Regions from separate parts of the Homo sapiens genome. Here region 2 is linked to region 1. A link is an interaction called in ENCODE POLR2A ChIA-PET data of the cell type or tissue named here. Cell type or tissue: OCI-LY7. All regions are shown on one strand. Links, peaks and the distances in the headings refer to the core of each region. The heading gives the core; the rest is flanking DNA. Region 1 overlaps FBXW7 (F-box and WD repeat domain containing 7). Region 2 overlaps TMEM154 (transmembrane protein 154).

Evidence for each region. ChIA-PET counts read pairs that join two places held together with the same protein. Peaks named below come from ENCODE experiments on the same cell type or tissue, not always from the same donor. Only the 100,000 strongest peaks of a DNase experiment are listed, where the experiment ranks them.
Region 2: POLR2A ChIA-PET joins it to region 1 with 11 read pairs; 4 of 35 experiments call an interaction of 5 or more read pairs at or near these places.

The regions. Positions count from the first base shown.
Region 1 is chr4:152,467,059-152,475,234 of GRCh38, reverse strand. The region is part of intron 2 of FBXW7 (F-box and WD repeat domain containing 7); the gene reads left to right. Among named protein-coding and RNA genes, the nearest start is that of MIR3140, 18 kb to the left of the region's middle. In OCI-LY7, for the core only: no CTCF peak of the experiment used is centred there; no DNase peak of the experiment used is centred there.
Region 2 is chr4:152,641,888-152,650,063 of GRCh38, reverse strand. It overlaps TMEM154 (transmembrane protein 154), which reads left to right. Exons shown (of 7, transcript NM_152680.3): 4 at 5,622-5,649; 5 at 6,891-6,976. Among named protein-coding and RNA genes, the nearest start is that of TMEM154, 34 kb to the left of the region's middle. RefSeq lists enhancers at 5,576-5,635, 6,781-6,850. In OCI-LY7, for the core only: no CTCF peak of the experiment used is centred there; DNase peaks (open chromatin) are centred at 4,303, 5,673 and 6,543; H3K4me3 peaks cover 2,970 bases; H3K27ac peaks cover 4,377 bases.

The DNA.
Region 1 (8,176 bases), core at 2,145-7,144:
GCTGGTCTTGAACTCCAGTCTCAAGTGATCCTCCCACTTGTACTGGGATTACAGGCATTAGCCACCACACTTGGCCTCTTATTATCATTATTATTATTAATATATATAAATAAATATACATATATTTATTTATTGAGACAGAGTCTTGCTCTGTCAGCCAGGATGGAGTGCAGTGCCACAATCTCTGCTCACTCAACCTCTGCTTCCTGGGTTCAAGTGATTCTCCCACTTCAGCCTCCTGAGTAGCTGGGATTACTGGCGTTTGCTACCATGCCGGGCGTGGTGGCTCACGCCTGTAATACCAGCACTTTGGGAGGCCAAGACGGGCGGATCATGAGGTCGGGAGATCGAGACCATCCTGGCTAACATGGTGAAACCCCGTCTCTACTGAAAATACAAAAATTAGCTGGGAGTGGTGGCGTGCGCCTGTAGTCCCAGCTACTTGAGAGGCTGAGGCAGGAGAATCACTTGAACCTGGGAGGTGGAGGTTGCAGTGAGCCAAGATTATACTATTGCACTCCAGCCTGGCAACAGTGAGACTCCATCTTAAAAAAATGTTATGGGATGAAATTTTAAAAAGACCTTTGAAAGATACAAGATAATAGGATTCAATTCTGTATAAGGTAGAGATAAACTGTTGATTTGTACTAGTTTGATTTGTGAAATATTACAATTAGGCTAAATCAAATAGGTGATGGGTAATTTGAGAATTGATTTCTAATGCTTTGTCCTAGATCATTCAAAATCTGATGTTCACATAACTACTTAGAACTCTTGACTAGTTGTCTGTGCTTTTTAAAAACCTTTACCTGGCTGGCTACAACTTTTCTACCGCCATAATTAAAATTGAAAACAAAATAATTAGTCTCTTAGGAAAATAATTTACGAACACTATCTAAACATGCTAGATTTAAAACTACCAGTATTTACATGGTTAGAATTCATGAGCAGTCTTCATTAGACTTACTGCTGAATGACCAGCATACAGTCGCTGAATTCATTGTGCATCTTTTAAGGGAAGATTGTTTTGCTTGTATCTTTGCAGTCTTCTCTGAGATCTTTAATGTTACTAGAAGTTATAAAGTTTGGTTAATTTTCCTAATAAGCCTTTATCTGATTCTGTGGGCTATTTAGGTTTGGGATGGGATCTGTTGTCTTAATTTGGTCACCATTGGCTCTTGGCTTCAAAGTGGACCCTAAACTATATTCCTAGTCTGTCTAGTATTTGTCTTTTTTTTGCTGAGATATGTGACCCCTGGGGAGGTTTCCCTTATTTTCAATAAGTTAATCTTTCTCTTTTAGGAAGAAAAGACAAATTTCTCATAAGGGAGGGATTTTTTCCTTTTTTGTTCTAGAGTGCCTTTCAAATTAACAATTTTGTTCATATCAAAAGTTGCCCATAATGATCACTGTAAGTCTCAAGTTATTCTTGGTGAAAATATGCCATTTAGAAAGATAAGTATCTGAATTGGAAGAAGCATGTTTCATGCTTGGAGAGGTTGTGGAGTTAGACTGACTTAAAAAGTCAGTTTTGTGCAGCCTGGGCAACATAACAAGACCCAGTTTCTATGGAAAATAAAAAAAAAATTAGGCAGGCGTGGTGGTGCACACCTGTAGTCCTAGCTACTCCAGAAGCTGAGGTGGATTGCTTGAGCCCAGGAGTTTGAGGCTGTGGTGAGCTATGGTAATGCCACTGCACTTCAGCCTGGGCAAAAGAGTAAGACCTCATCTTTTAAAATATATATACAGGTTTTTCTTCAAAAGATTCCAAAGGTACTGCTTTAAAAAATGTAAGATTTTCTAAGCAACAGGGCCGAGTACTTTGCTTTAAAGTTTTTATGAATGCCTGGCTTGGCTATCTGGTTGCTTTTGAAATCAACATCTTACTAAACTATTAATGCTTTTAAAATGTGTGCAGAATTACATATTTGTAAATTTAACTTGAGTCTGTCTAGGAAAGCATTAGCAAGACTTTTGTTTTTGTTTTTGTTTTTGGAGACAGTCTTGCTCTGTCGCCCAGCCTGGAGTGCAGTGCAGGTCACTGCTCACTGTAGCCTTCACCTCCTGGGCTCATGCTATCTTCCCACCTCAGCCTCCTGAGTAGCTGGGACTACAGGTGTACATCACCACACCCAGCTAAGTAAAAAGATGTATTTTTCATAGAGACGGGGTCTCCCTATGTTGCCAGGCTGGGCATTAGCAAGATTTTACGGGAAATTTTTTTTATCATTAGTAGAAAATAATAAGGAATCCCTTGCTGGTAAAATTTATATTGAAACTACTCTTAAACATATTTATATAAAATGACCAGAGATATTTAATTTACCTTTATATAATAAATAGAAATAAATTGAAATACATTATTAGGAGATTCAGATTTTTTAATTAGTAAATTAGTGTGATGGCTTAAAGTTATTGAGAGGTAATTTTTCATCTTTGATTAGAAAAACTTAAAAATTGTATAATTTACATACACAAAGTATATATGAGCTTTTTATATTGATGAACTTTACAAAATGAACACACTTTTGTAACCACAACCCAGATCAAGATATCAGCTTCTCAGGAGCTTCCCTGTATCTGTCATATTCCTTTACATGAAAGGTAATTAATATTCTGACTTTGTAATTAGAGATTAGCTTGGCTTTTTTTTGAATTTTTATAAATCATAAAGTATATAAGACTATATGATTTATAAGTTTTTTCAAACTGGCTTCTTTCCCACAGCAGTATGTTTTTGAGATGGATATTTGGCTTACAGCATTTTTCATTTTCACTGAGGCTTAGGGTTTCATTGTGTGAATATCCTTAGTTTATTTCTCCCTTCTGCTGATGGACATTCAAATTATATCAATTTTGGGTTCTTACAAATAGTGCTGCTGTGATAATTCTCGTACATATTTTTTTGTGCATATATGTACACATTTCCATTGAGTGTATGCTCAGGGGTAGTATCACTTAGTCTTTGGGTTTATCTTCAGCTTAGTAGACACTTCCGAACAGTTTCCCATACTGTTTGTATTATATTATTATACATTTTTACCTGCAGTATTTTAGAATGTCAGTTGCTACAGATTTTTGCTTACACTTGGTATTGTCTTTTTTTAGATAAAAGTTAGTCATTTTGGAGGGTAGTAGTATGTCTTTGTGAAGTTTTGTTTGGTCTTTAGCCTATCTTAAAAATCGGTTTGTTTTTTTTGTTGAGTTGAAGTATTTTTAAAGAATATATTTTGGGTATGAGTCTTTAGTGGAACATGTGCATTGCTGATATTTTCTCCTACACTGTAGCTTGCATTTTCATTTTTAATTTATTTAAATTTTATTTTATTTTTTAAGAGACAGGGTCTCACTCTGTCACCCAGGCTGGAGTGCAGTGGCCTTATCATAGCTTATTGCGGCCTTGAACTCTTGGGCTCAAGCAGTCCTCCTGCTTCAGCCTTCTGAGTAGCTGGGACTGCAGGTATGTGCCACCACACCTGGGTAATTTTTAAATTTTTTTGTAGAGACAGAATCTCACTATGTTGCCCACACTAATCTCGGACTCCTGGCCTCAAGCAGTCCTCCTGCCTGGGTCTCCCAAAATGCTGGGATTACAGGTGTGAGCCACTGCGCCAGTCATTTCCTTCTTTCCTTCTTTCTCTCTTTCCCTCTTTCCCTCTCTCTTTCTCTCTTCCTTTCTCTCTCCTTCCTTCCTTCCATCCTTCCCTCCCTCCCTCCCTCCCCATTCCCTTCCCCTTCCCTCCCCCTTTCCCTCCCTGCTTCCCTCCTTCCTTCCCTCCTTCCTTCTCTCTTTCCTTCCCTCCTTCCTTCCCTTTTTCCTTCCTTCCTTCCCTCCTTCCCTCCTTCCTTCTCTCCTTCCTTCCCTCCTTCCTTCCCTCCCTGTAATTGTAATGAAATTGTTTGTTTGTAATGAAATTCAGTTTTTTTATGTGCTGTGTATTAAATCTATGCCTAAATATCGTGACAGTATTTATCTTGTCACTATATAAGCTTTATTATTTAAAATTTTATATATATAGGTCTCTAATATATCTTATTTTTTTTCCCACCTTTTCTGTGGCTTGTGGATAGATGTTATTCATTTTACTGATTTTGATTTTAACAGTAGTAGTCATAGAAAATCTATTGATGTGGCTTACTCATGAGAAAGCATTTTTATTTTTATATGTGATATTATAATTTCTAGTATGGCAACATTTTCTGCTAGTTATGATATGTGATTTTTACTCTGCAGATTCTTTAAGAGGAATTTAAAAACAGCTTTATTCCTGACTTTAGAGAAGGCAGTCAGTTTTACTTAATATGTCATTTTATGTCTTATTTGTTATGTTTTGTTTTTGAGGAGTCATACTGGTAGTTTAAAAATACTGAGTTTTATCATCAAATGCAGCTACAATGTTTAAGCAGATGACTTAATCTCCGTGAGGCATGAGGTGATTAAAAAATGTATGTATATGCTTTTTCAAATACAGAGTAAATTGCCTGGCAGACAAGAAGAGCTTCATAAATATTATTTAGTGCTTTTTATTCTAGATTTTTGAAATAAATTGGACTCGACTTGATGCAAAGGATTTGTACTATAAGTTTATTATAAAATTATTAACCGCTAGCTTTTGTAAATAGTAAAATTGATTTGCCCATTATACATTTCTTTTTGTTATGCATAAAATATTTTAATTTTTAAGTACCAACATAGGATGGATTTTTAAATGCTTCCTCATGTTAATTTTTTAATAAACATAGAATGAATACTGTGTGAAATATTTTCCCACTTTATTGGCTCTGTTTTAACTCAGTAGACTCTATAGTTAGATTGTCTAGGTGCCACTTAAAAGATGGTAACTAGATACCAGAATGTGTTACATTATATGTTGATTGTCAGGAAGAACTGAATGCATGAATGCTTCCCTAAGACATTGTTAGCATGCCGTGGTCTTGATCTATAATTTTTTGTCTAAGTTGTGATAGAGCTCATTCTTTACATGGTCTAGTAAATTCAGCCAATGTCTTTATAATTCATTAGCATCTCTATATATTACCTATAAAATTTAAATTATAAGGCTATGAAAAAATTGTTTCATATGTATAATATACCAAAGTTTTAGCATATGGTTTGGATTTTAAACTGTTTTACTGAAACAAATTACCGTCATTAAATGGAATTCTTAGGTAGACATTACAGAGTAGGTGTAACTCTGAAGTTGAAAATGGTTTCATCTTCTTTTTTAAAAAATTTTATTATATAGGGAATCTCAACCACCAGCAGGATTTTAAAAAGGCTATCTAAATATTTGGTAAGTAAATATTCTCCATGTTAAATATTTTGCGTGTTACTTAAGTTTACACATATGCTACATGAATGACATTTACAATAGTGAGTGTAAATTATAGTTATAATTAATATTTTAAATTTTACTTGGTTACTAGAATTTTTGTCTCCTTAAACCTATTCCAATCCTTTTCTCTCTTGTTCTTTATGTTGTGTCCAGAGATTCTTTCAGTGTACAGCCTTATTATTAAGAGTTCAAGGAAAGAAATGGTTTTAGTGAGCAGGAATGCTAATACTTTATGAATAAAACAGGATTTCCCCTACTTGAGATTTTGTAGTATTTCTTTTTTGTGAAAACACTAATACAGATTTGTTCTTTAGCCATCCATTGCTTGACTCCTCCTTGTATTTAGGTCCTGTTTGCTGCAACATGCCAACATGAACCAAATACTGTGGTCAGGGTCTATGCATTTCCTGTTTAGATTATTCTTTGTTCCAAGCTTAAAATATGAAAAATTTTGTAGGTGTCTGTAGTTAAGAATTTCATAAACTTATGATTTCATAGATAAAGCTTTTACTTTTTTATTTTTGAGTAAAGGTAGGTGAGTCAATCTCAGAATGTATTTTACTTCAACTACATAGTATTTTATACCTGTGTACTATGGTGATTATATAGATATAAAATGATTTGGTTAATCATAATAGATTTTAAAGTTATTAAATATGCTTCAGAATGGGAAAGAAGTGCTGAGACATTGCATAATGAGGTGTCATAGTATAGGCTTTTGGTTGTTTTTAATATAGTCAATAGCAGATTATTAAGGAGGAAATATTTAGTGATAAGCATTGGCTTCTTTTATTATACTTTTTAATGTGTTTGAAACAGCAAATATTTGACCAAATTATTTTTCTTAAATTTTATAGTAACTACAGTAGGTGCCTAAATGTTCAACAGTTATACTGTTCTGTTTACTGTAAATTTGTAATAAATATAAATACTTTTAGGAGCAAATGATGCCACAGAGATCTCTTAAACAGATTTTTACTACTTTAGAAGGTGGTAACTGATTTCTGGAGTTGTATTAAGTACAAAAGAGTAACTTATTGTCATTTTTTTCCCTATTGATGCGTATATTTGAGTTAGAGGGAAGCAGTCGTCTTTGTGTTATATGCTTATCATGTATATTTCATCTTAGCAAATTTATTAATTTTAGTGACAGTTTTATTGAGATGAAATTTATATACCAGGAGATTTCATCTCTAAGTGTACAATTCAGTGATATTTTAATATATTCACCAAGTTATGCAACTACCAGTACTTTGTAATCTTAGGTTACTTTCATCATCCTTCTTCTGGACGCCCTCTATCACCCAGCCCTAGGCAACCACTAATACACTTTCTGTTTGTATAGGTTTGCCTATTCTGGGCATTTTATAAAAACAGAATCATAAAATATTTGTCCTTTTGTGTCTGGCTTCTTTAATTTAGCATGATATTTAAAGCTTCACTCATGTTGTAGCATGTATCAGTGTTTCATTCATTTTTGTGGCTGAATATTTCTTTGTATATCATTTGTGTATTCATCAGTTAATGAGTTGTATCCACTTCTTTTTTTGGCTATTAGGAGCGCTTTTCTGTGAACATTCTTATATAAGTTTTGTGTAGATACGTTTTTGAGTATATATGGATGGGGTGGGATTGCTCGATAATATAGTACCTGTGTGTAACTCTTTGAGGAACTCTCAAAATGGCTGTACCATTTTACAATACCACCAACAATGTATGAGGATTGTAATTTCTCCACGACCTCATAAACACTTATTGTCAGTCTTTTGTATTTCAGCCATTCTAGTAGGTATGAAGTTGTATCCCATTGTGATTTTGATTTGGATAATGACTAATGATAAGCATCATTTCACATGCTTATTGACCATATATCTTCTTTGGAGAAATATCTGTTCAACTCCTTTGCCCATTAAAAAAAAAAAGATTATCTTTTTAATGTTGAATATTGTAAACATTCTTTATATATTCTGGAAACTAGTCCCTTATCACATACATGATTTGCAAATATTTTCTCCTATGGATTATCTCTTTACTTTTATGATGGTGTCCTTTGAAGCAGAAAAGTTTTAATTTTGAAGTTCAGCTGATCTGTTTTTTGTTGCTTGTTCTTTTGGTGTTATATTGCAGATTTGTTTTTAAATAAATACTCACTGATAGCCTGGGTCTATGACAAAGTTTTAATCGTCATAGGACTACGAAAAAGCATTGGCATTTCTTGTGTTTGACAGTCAAAGCCCAAAGGAGGCAATTATCCTTGTATTTGTGCTTCAGTTCCTCAGCTAATTGTTTTAAGCAAAACCTTACGTTTTGATCCCATGTGTTACTGTGAAAATATTAGCTGTGTGTGATATGTTTATTGATATTAGTCTTGTGAATTTATGTTTAGTTTTTTTTGGATTGAAGAAGGGAGGGGCCATCCTTAATAGATGTTATTAGTCCGTTCTCACGCTGCTGATAAAGACATATACCCAAGACTGGGTAGTTTATAAAGGAAAGAGGCTTAATTGACTCACAGTTCCTCAGGGCTGGAGAGGCCTCAGGAATCTTACAGTTGTGGCAGAAGAGGAACCAAACACATGGTGACAGCAAGGAGAAGTGCAGAGTGAATCGGGGGAAAAGCCCCTTATAAAACCATCAGATCTTGTGGGAACTCAGTCACTATTATGAGAACAGCATGGAGGTCATCATCCCCATGATTCGATTACCTTGCACTGGGTCCCACCACAACACTTGGGGATTGTGAGAACTGCAATTCAAGATGAGATTTGGGTTTGGACACAGCCAAACCATATCAATAGTTTATTATGACAATTACTGCATATTTTATTTCATAGTTTAAG
Region 2 (8,176 bases), core at 2,133-7,132, 170 kb before region 1:
AGGCAAGACCCTCCGCCAGAAAAATAATTACAACTTGCGGAAGGCTCAGATGATCGTTAGCATTTTCTAGCAATGAAGTATTTTAAATTAAGGTATATACATTGTCTCTGTAGACACAATGTTGCACACTTAATAGGTTACATTGTAGGAAAAACATAACTTTTTATGCATTTGGAAACTAAAAAATTAATGTGACTTGCTTTATTGCAATACTCACTTTATTGCAGTGGTCTGGACCTGAACCTGCATATTTCTGGGGGATGCTTTTCTACTGCTGCCATCTTTGACCCTAATCCAGATGAGGATCCTGTATAATTTTAGCCAATAAGCCAGTATAACATTTCCCATCACTGGGGAAAGAGAAAGGCTGATCAAGGAGTGAGTCAGATTAGGGTTAGGGATGGGAAGGCTAGAGGCCTTGGGGTCATCACCACCAGAAGAGCATTCTTTCATCTATATTTCTGTTACAGATTTTATTTTCTCCCCCACCCCACATCCCAATTTGATCTTGAAAAGTCCTGGAGGAAGCATTGTTCTTATTCCCATTGAAGCTATGCTAACTTTTATAATCAAATTCTTCAACTGTCTAAAGATTACTAACATCAATCCGAAAACCAATTATAGAAAATTCCCTCAGTCAGAGACCCACTTTGAGAGTATTCAGTTGTGATTCAAGGAGCATCACGTGCTAGGAGTCAGGGTAGTTCTAGGTCTAAAGCAGACTTGGGTACTTTTGGCTTGTGCCAGTAAAACTCGCTCGGATTCGATTTTTAAGTTAAAGCCTTTATAGTCTTTCCAAAAAGTTACTCAAAGGATAGGAACGTCTCTAATACAATACATAGTCATACATGTATACAAAACTCACTTTATGTCCCTCACACCCATGACAGGGCACCTCTGGCTTTGGGGCCATGCCCTTGTCCCACATGCCCACCTCACTGTCTCTGTGCCAGAGGAATCTTTCACAGTCAGCAGATGAGGCAAATGTGAGCTGGGGAAGAAGCCCCGAAGAGTATTTCCTTTCATGGCAGAGGCCCATATAATAGATTCCAAAGAAGTGGGAAATACATGTTTCTCCACTGCTTGAAATTTCAGGACTTCCTAATAACATGGTCATATGGAGGCTTCTTTCTAAGCTTAAGAAAAAAAAGCAAACAGAGCTTTTTAAATTTTTTAAAATTCAGGAAAAGTCATAATTTCCTTCCCCAAACCATGACTGGTTTTACCTAATGGACTCAAGGGGTGGGGGGATGTTGGAGGTATCCACTCACATGGTGAGGCTCTTAGGCTCCAAATCCAGAAATTGATTTTTCATTGAATTTCATTGTGAAAGTCTCAAGGTTCAAAAGCCATTTACAAGCGAGAGCCAGCCTCAACCTCAGACATGGTCCATGCATCCTCCACTCTAACAACACTTGAAGTATTTGCTATTCCCAGAACTTGACTTGACTTTCAGGATGCCTCCATGCCTGGTTGATACCATTTCTTCTGTCTGGAATTTTCTTCCTGTCTGCTTGGCAAACTGCCATCCCTTTTTCCAGGGCCCAGGTCTGTTTTTGTTTTGTTTAAGAGACAGGGCCTTGCTCTGTTACCCCGGCTGGAATGCGGTGGCACAATCATAGCTCACTGCAGCCTCAAACTCCTGGGCTCAAGTGATCCTCCCACCTCAGCCTACAGAGTAGCTGGTACCACAGGCCTGTGCCACCATGCCTGAGTAGTTTTTGACATTTTTAAAAAACGTTTTGTAGAGATGGAGTCTTGCTATGTTGCTCAGGCAAGTCTCAAACTCCTAGGCTCAAGTGATCCTCCCACCTCAGCCTCCCAAAGCACTGGGATTACAGGTGTGAGCCACCACGCCCCCCTGCTAGGGCCCAGTTTTTAGGAAGCCTTGAATAATCCTCCCCTAGGAAAAATTAATTACCATCTCTTCTGTGCTCTCAGAATACTTTGTTCACACTCTTTGTTCACAGTATTCACATTGTCATAAGTTGGTGACTTGTTTCCCTTCCTTCCTTCCTTCTCTTTTTTCTTCTTTTCTTTCTGGGTGATGTGGTCGTTAAGGTCCAGGAGAACCAAGAGCTAGTCTTATTTGTCTTGTGTGACAGTGTGGCATTGAGGTTGAGAGTCCAGACTCAAACCACACACACTGCTTGGTTGGCTTGCACTTCCTGGCACCGTGACTCTCTGATTAAGTTTCTTCATCTGTAAAATGGGCAAATTCAATACCCACCTCATAGAGTTGTGAGAATTAAATGGTTTATATAGGCAAATCACTTAGAAAAAATCAGTACCTGGCATAAGTGCTAAGTGCTAGCTTATTATCATCCCTTTACCTAACTCAACGCCTAGCCCAACACACACTAGCTGCTTGTATATGTTTGTTGAATAAGTGACTTAATTAAAGAACATTAGAATGTTTATTAAAGAACATCTACGCTCAGAGGGAAAGTCAAATTTGTACATTATCCTTACTAAAAATTGGTACATTATTTTTACCTTAAATATGCCTAACTTTAAAAAAAACAACAGAGAAAACTTAGCATTTCAAAACAATTGGCTTATCACAAAAGTTTTTGATGGAGAGTTTTATTTGAATTTTTTTCTCTTATCAGCCAATGCTTTAACACAGACGTGATCACTAACTGCTTAACAGATGGACAACTTTTCAGAAAAACTGAATGCTAAAAGTTAATAAAAGCAGAATATTTACATGAGCAAAATTTGATTTTTTTTCAGGTAAAATACAACTATCATGGAAGGTCATACCAGCGTTTTGCTTGGAAAGCTCCCACAGAAATGCTTTATAGGAGAGCATGGACACCTGCACACTATGTCCCCTGGGAAGTTAGAAGCAGACATACTGTTTCTTACTGCACTTGGGTAGAGCCTGGTCTGTTATACTATACTAGGAAATAAGTCTTTAAATTTGACAATGGGAGAGGACTTGGCCAAAACTTTTAGAACACTTCATCTGATTGGAAATTACTTTTTCCTTTGGGCTTGTCCATTTCATGTTCAGGGAAAGGGAAACATGATGTAGTAACGTGATGTTCTGCTCTCATTCTTCCTAGACCTCCTGGTATGAAATTTGCAGTGTCTTGATGTGTGAGGTCTCTCTGAAAGAGCTGCAGGGAAAACAGCGGGCGATAAACTACCCCTTTAAACAGGCTGTGGCTACATGATGCCTGGCTTACTCAGTAAATCTTCTGGAAAGAGACTCTTTCTCTTGCTCACTGCTCAGCGTGGAAACAAGAAAAGGAAGCCAGAGGCTCCTGTAGCTCCTGCCCTCCCCTAGCCTCCACCAGACAACCCCACTATCGAATGCACAGAGGAGAGGATCTGAGAGGAGAGTACTGTCAGGCTAAGTGGGGGGGAAGTAGGAACTGAAGGAGGAGGACAAAGTGGGTTGGAGGAGATGAAATGGAAGGATTGTTGGAGGGAAAATGGAATAGGGGTTTGAGATGGAGCTTTGTAAGAGCTGCATTTGCCTCCTGGTTGCAAAGGGAATAGGTGGCTATTCATAAATATATATAGGCCAGGTGGAGTGGAGCGGGCAGGGCCTGATTGCTGAGGACAAGTAATTGGTCTTCCTCCTGGTTTAATGCTCTGCTCTTTGTGTGCCCTCCCAGATGTTTTTCTGTTGCCATGGTGGCTGGAGCAGAGGTAATAGCCATGGAGCAGGGAAGATGAGGCCGTAGAAAGCTTTTTGCTCTGTTTTCAAACTGATTACAGGAGCTTCACATTTGGTGCATCTGGAGCACTTTTGTGATGGCTTTTAAAAGTTTTCCTTCATCTGCTTGCAGGCTAGCTTTTGCTCACCCTGAAGCCTGTGGGGAACCCGGATTATAAAGATATATCCATGCCCACAACGGTGGGGCCATGCAGCCACTTGCTGTCTGGGAAAATAGTCAGGGGTTTATTCAGCAGGGGAAAAGGGAGAGGGAGGAGGAGGGAGTGACAAAACAGGAGGAGCTTTACGGGTCACCTGCAGGGATGTTCAATTGTGTAGGAGCTTTATTTATATTAAAATTCCTTAAGGAAATAGCCTTTATATTTTAGATAGAAAGTGTGGGTTTGTGGTGTCTGTGTGTGTGTGTGTGTGTGTGTGTGTGTGTGTGTGTGTGTGTGTATTCTCCTTTCCCCCATCTAAGTTTCTGAGGAGTCAGGCATCTGCAGGAAGCTTTAGATGCCTACTGGAGGGCAGGAGGACATAGCCTGCAGCTCCTGGAAGGCAAGCGGTGATGGCATGAAACTTACATCTGTGCCCAGCTTTCCTGGATTAGCAATGCCATTCAAGCTTGCCAACCCACAGGAAATTACAGCAGCTCACTGCTGCCAGGAACTCAGTTCCAGGTGTCTGCTGGTTGTGTTCCTTCACTGAGGACCTCCATTTCTCCAGGACAGACAATAGGAGGCCTTTAAGTGCCAAGGATCAGAAACCTCTGACTATTTGGTGGGCCCCTACAAAGTGGTTTGCTTTTCAATAGGTTTCACATGATGAATGGTGCAGCAGGCCTATGCTATCCACTCAACATCATTGCCTCATTTCTCTGGATGTGTTGGTTCTCCTGCCAAATGAAACAGGGCTTCAGCTGGGACATCAGGCTCCAATTCTCACCACTTGTTCATTTGGAGTCTGATGTGCATTACAGCCATTTTGTAAACAGTTACCTGACTCTCACCTCAACCAACAGGAACTAAAAACAGGCTTGTTGGAAGTTTCACTATGCTAAGTCTGAAATATTGGACATGAATTGAACCCCAGTGCTGGACAATTGAGGTTAACACCTAATCATTTATTCCACTGATATTGACTAGGCATTTACAAGGTACTGTGGTAGCTGGCTCAGAGCTGAGGGGATACCACGATAAATAAGACAGACACGATCCCTGCCCCTTTGTACTTTGTCTAGTGAGAGAGACAGACAGAAAAAAAAAAATCAAACAGACGGGTTGACCAATGAGAAATTGTGGCCAATATTATGAAAGATGCAAGCAAGGTGCTGAGCTGGGGAGCAACAGGAAAGATGGGCCCTTCTTTAAATAGAGTAGGTGGGGAAGGCCTCCCCGAGGAAAGAGTATTTAAGCTGGGACCCTGAAGTTGTGAGGGATCCAGCCATGCCAAGAGCAGGGGTAAAAGGAAAATTCCAAGGGGAGCCCTTGATGGAAGATCCCACATCCTCCACCAGGAGTGAGGCACAGTGTCACAGTGTTCAGCATGGTGTATCACAGGAGATGAAGCAGCAGCCTTTAGATCTGGGACATTTTACTGAAGGAGGCCAAGGAGCAAGCCCTCTTGTTTCACCCTCCCTTGCCTTTCCTTACCAATGTTTTCCTCTTCTTGTGGATGTAAAAAATAAAGACGGATGAACATCTGGTCTGAAGTGAGCGTTCTCAGCAGACCATCCACATCTAAAAGAAAGCAGATTTCACACGGATTAGGACCTCGTTTTAATATGGCAATCCACACTTCTTTGACTCTAAGTTAATGATCGCTCCTTTAAAAATGTTACTTAATGTCATTTTGCTCTCTTTGTAAAGGAGACTTCAGCTGTTGTTGAAATTAAAAGTTGTTACAGAAGAACAAAGCTAACATGACCTTTATGTTCATTTCCTTTTAGATGAACTGGGAAGTGAAAACGTGAAAGTGTAAGTTTTCCCTGCTGCTTCTGATCCACCTGGGGTGTGAACAGCAACTGTTAAGGTGGACAGCTGCCTTTTCAGGTGTTTTTGTTCTGACATCTTGCGGGACTCTCCTGCTTCCCAGGCGGGGTTGGAGATCCTTGGCAGCCTGAGGGAGGATGTGCTGGCATCCCCAAACCCTATCCAGCGTGTGAGTGTGATCTGGGCAAAGACAGCTTGGCATCTGTTTTATTTCATTGTCCTACATTCAGAAAAGAATCCTGACTGCTACCAATTTCAAGTGCATAGCAGTTAAATATTCTATCCCTAGCTGTATTTCAAGGACATTGGTTCATTTACTCTGATTAGAAATTTTATCACCAGGAAAGATACTTGAGCTGGTATTTAGCAGGGAGCCCTGGTCGAAGCAGAAGTTCACACAGCAAGAACCCCCAGGGATGGGAGAGAGAGAGGAGGAGAAGGGAAGAGTGGGAGGAGCAGGAGGAAGGGAGAGGAGGGAGGGAAGGAGGGGTGGGAGAGAGAAAAACAAGCCTCCACTCAGAAGCATGTTCTGGGGTGATGCCATATCCTCCCCATCTTCCAAGCAGCCTCCTGGTTTAGAAACTTTATCGCTTCCTCTACGCAGTGTACCGCCTACGCTGCTTTCAGAGCTGGTGGTCCATCCTTCCCCAACCCCATCTCCACTAACCACGGACTCTGTCCCCTGACTGTGCACTTTGAGCTTCTGCAAGTGAGGGCGGTGAATTTCTGAAAGCAACTGCTCCATTTCTCCAAGAGAGAAAGGCCTGGGAATTGAAGGGACAGGTGATAACTGTAGCCTGTTGACAGTGGCCTCTTGACCTGGGGCACTGATCAAAAAACCCCAAGGAACAGGAAGTGAAATTAAGCAAGGCTAAAATGCTTCATATGGCAACTCCCCGGAAGGGCCTCACCCTGGGAGCCTTGCAGACTTGACTTTGCACCTTCAGGGGAGCAGTCAGCCTCCTGGGTTCCCTTTTTTGTCCACTTGTTGGGCCTGTGGGCACCCCACTTTTGGACCTGTGATAAATGTATGTTTGTTTGTGTGGTAGCCTTTCTTCCTATTAAAGTTTGGTAGTTTGGAATAGGGCAAGCCCCCAGGCTTCCCTAGAGCATAAGGCACTGAATCAAGTTCATCTTCCTCAGGATCAGCATTCTAGTCTCTTTCCAAATGAAATTAGGCATCTTTCACATTTCTTTCTAACAAGTCTTTTGCTCTCTATTTCTAGCCCTATTTTTGAGGAAGATACACCCTCTGTTATGGAAATTGAAATGGAAGAGCTTGATAAATGGATGAACAGCATGAATAGAAATGGTATGTGGTAACCTAAAGTTGTTTTTTTTCTTTCCTCTCTAGTAACAGAAGGCTGCAACAGCTTTATAAATATCTCAATAAATCCTGGAGTGAGACAGAAGAACCCAATCCCACATTAGATCTGGTACATGCAGATAATAAACCTGGTCTGACAATACTTAAATATTCAGCTTAATTGTTGCCACTTGTTTTTATTTCTGTACAAGTTGTTGAAATGGTCTTTTTGAAGCAGAAAATGGTATTTTATTCAAGAAAGGAAATCTCTGAGGCCAAATGATCTGGAAAAAGTTAGCATCTGGCATTACCTTATACATTACAGAATTTAAAGATCTACAATTTTAAACTGACTATGGATATAAAACTTTATCAAATGTAGTATCCATAGATCTGTGCTGTTCAACGTAATAGATAATCACCAAATGTGGCTATTTAAATTTAAATTAATTAAAATTAAAATTAAAAAATATTGAGTGTTTAGTAGCCAATGGCTACTAAGTGGACAGTGTAATGTAGAATATTTCTATCACTTTAGAATGCTCTATTGGACATTGCTCATGTAGATGGTGATATACATACCCCATATAACAATTTCCAATTGATATCTGGCAGTAATGGAAGTATATGTTCCTTACTTTTTAGTAAATCAATAATGGGACTTTAAAATGATGACAGCTGCTTTTTCTTTTTCAAATTCCCTTTAAAAATTAATTATTTTTACTACTTAGATTAAATGAATAAAACCCAGCATTATCATGTCATTTGTATTTTTTACCATTTATCTTAAAAAAATACCCTAGGGTCTGTCAAATTCAACACTCTACAGTAGAGTTAGAAAATTCAGAGACTGGTTATAAGAACTATTACTACCAGGCCAGGCACGGTGGCTCACGCCTATAATCCCAGCACTTTTGGAGGCCGAGGCGGGTGGATAACCTGAGGTCAGGAGTTCGAAACCAGCCTGGCCAACATGGTGAAACACCATCTCTACTGAAAATACAAAATTAGCTGGGTGTGGCACATGTCTGTACTCCCAGCTACTAGGGAGGCTGAGGCAGGAGAATAGCTTGAACCCAGGAGGCGGAGGTTGCAGTGAGCCGAGATTGTGCCACTGCACTCCAGCCTGGGTGACAGAGCGAGACTCCATCTCAACAAAAAAAAAAAAAAAAAAAAAAAAAAAAAAAAAAGAATTATTGCTACCAG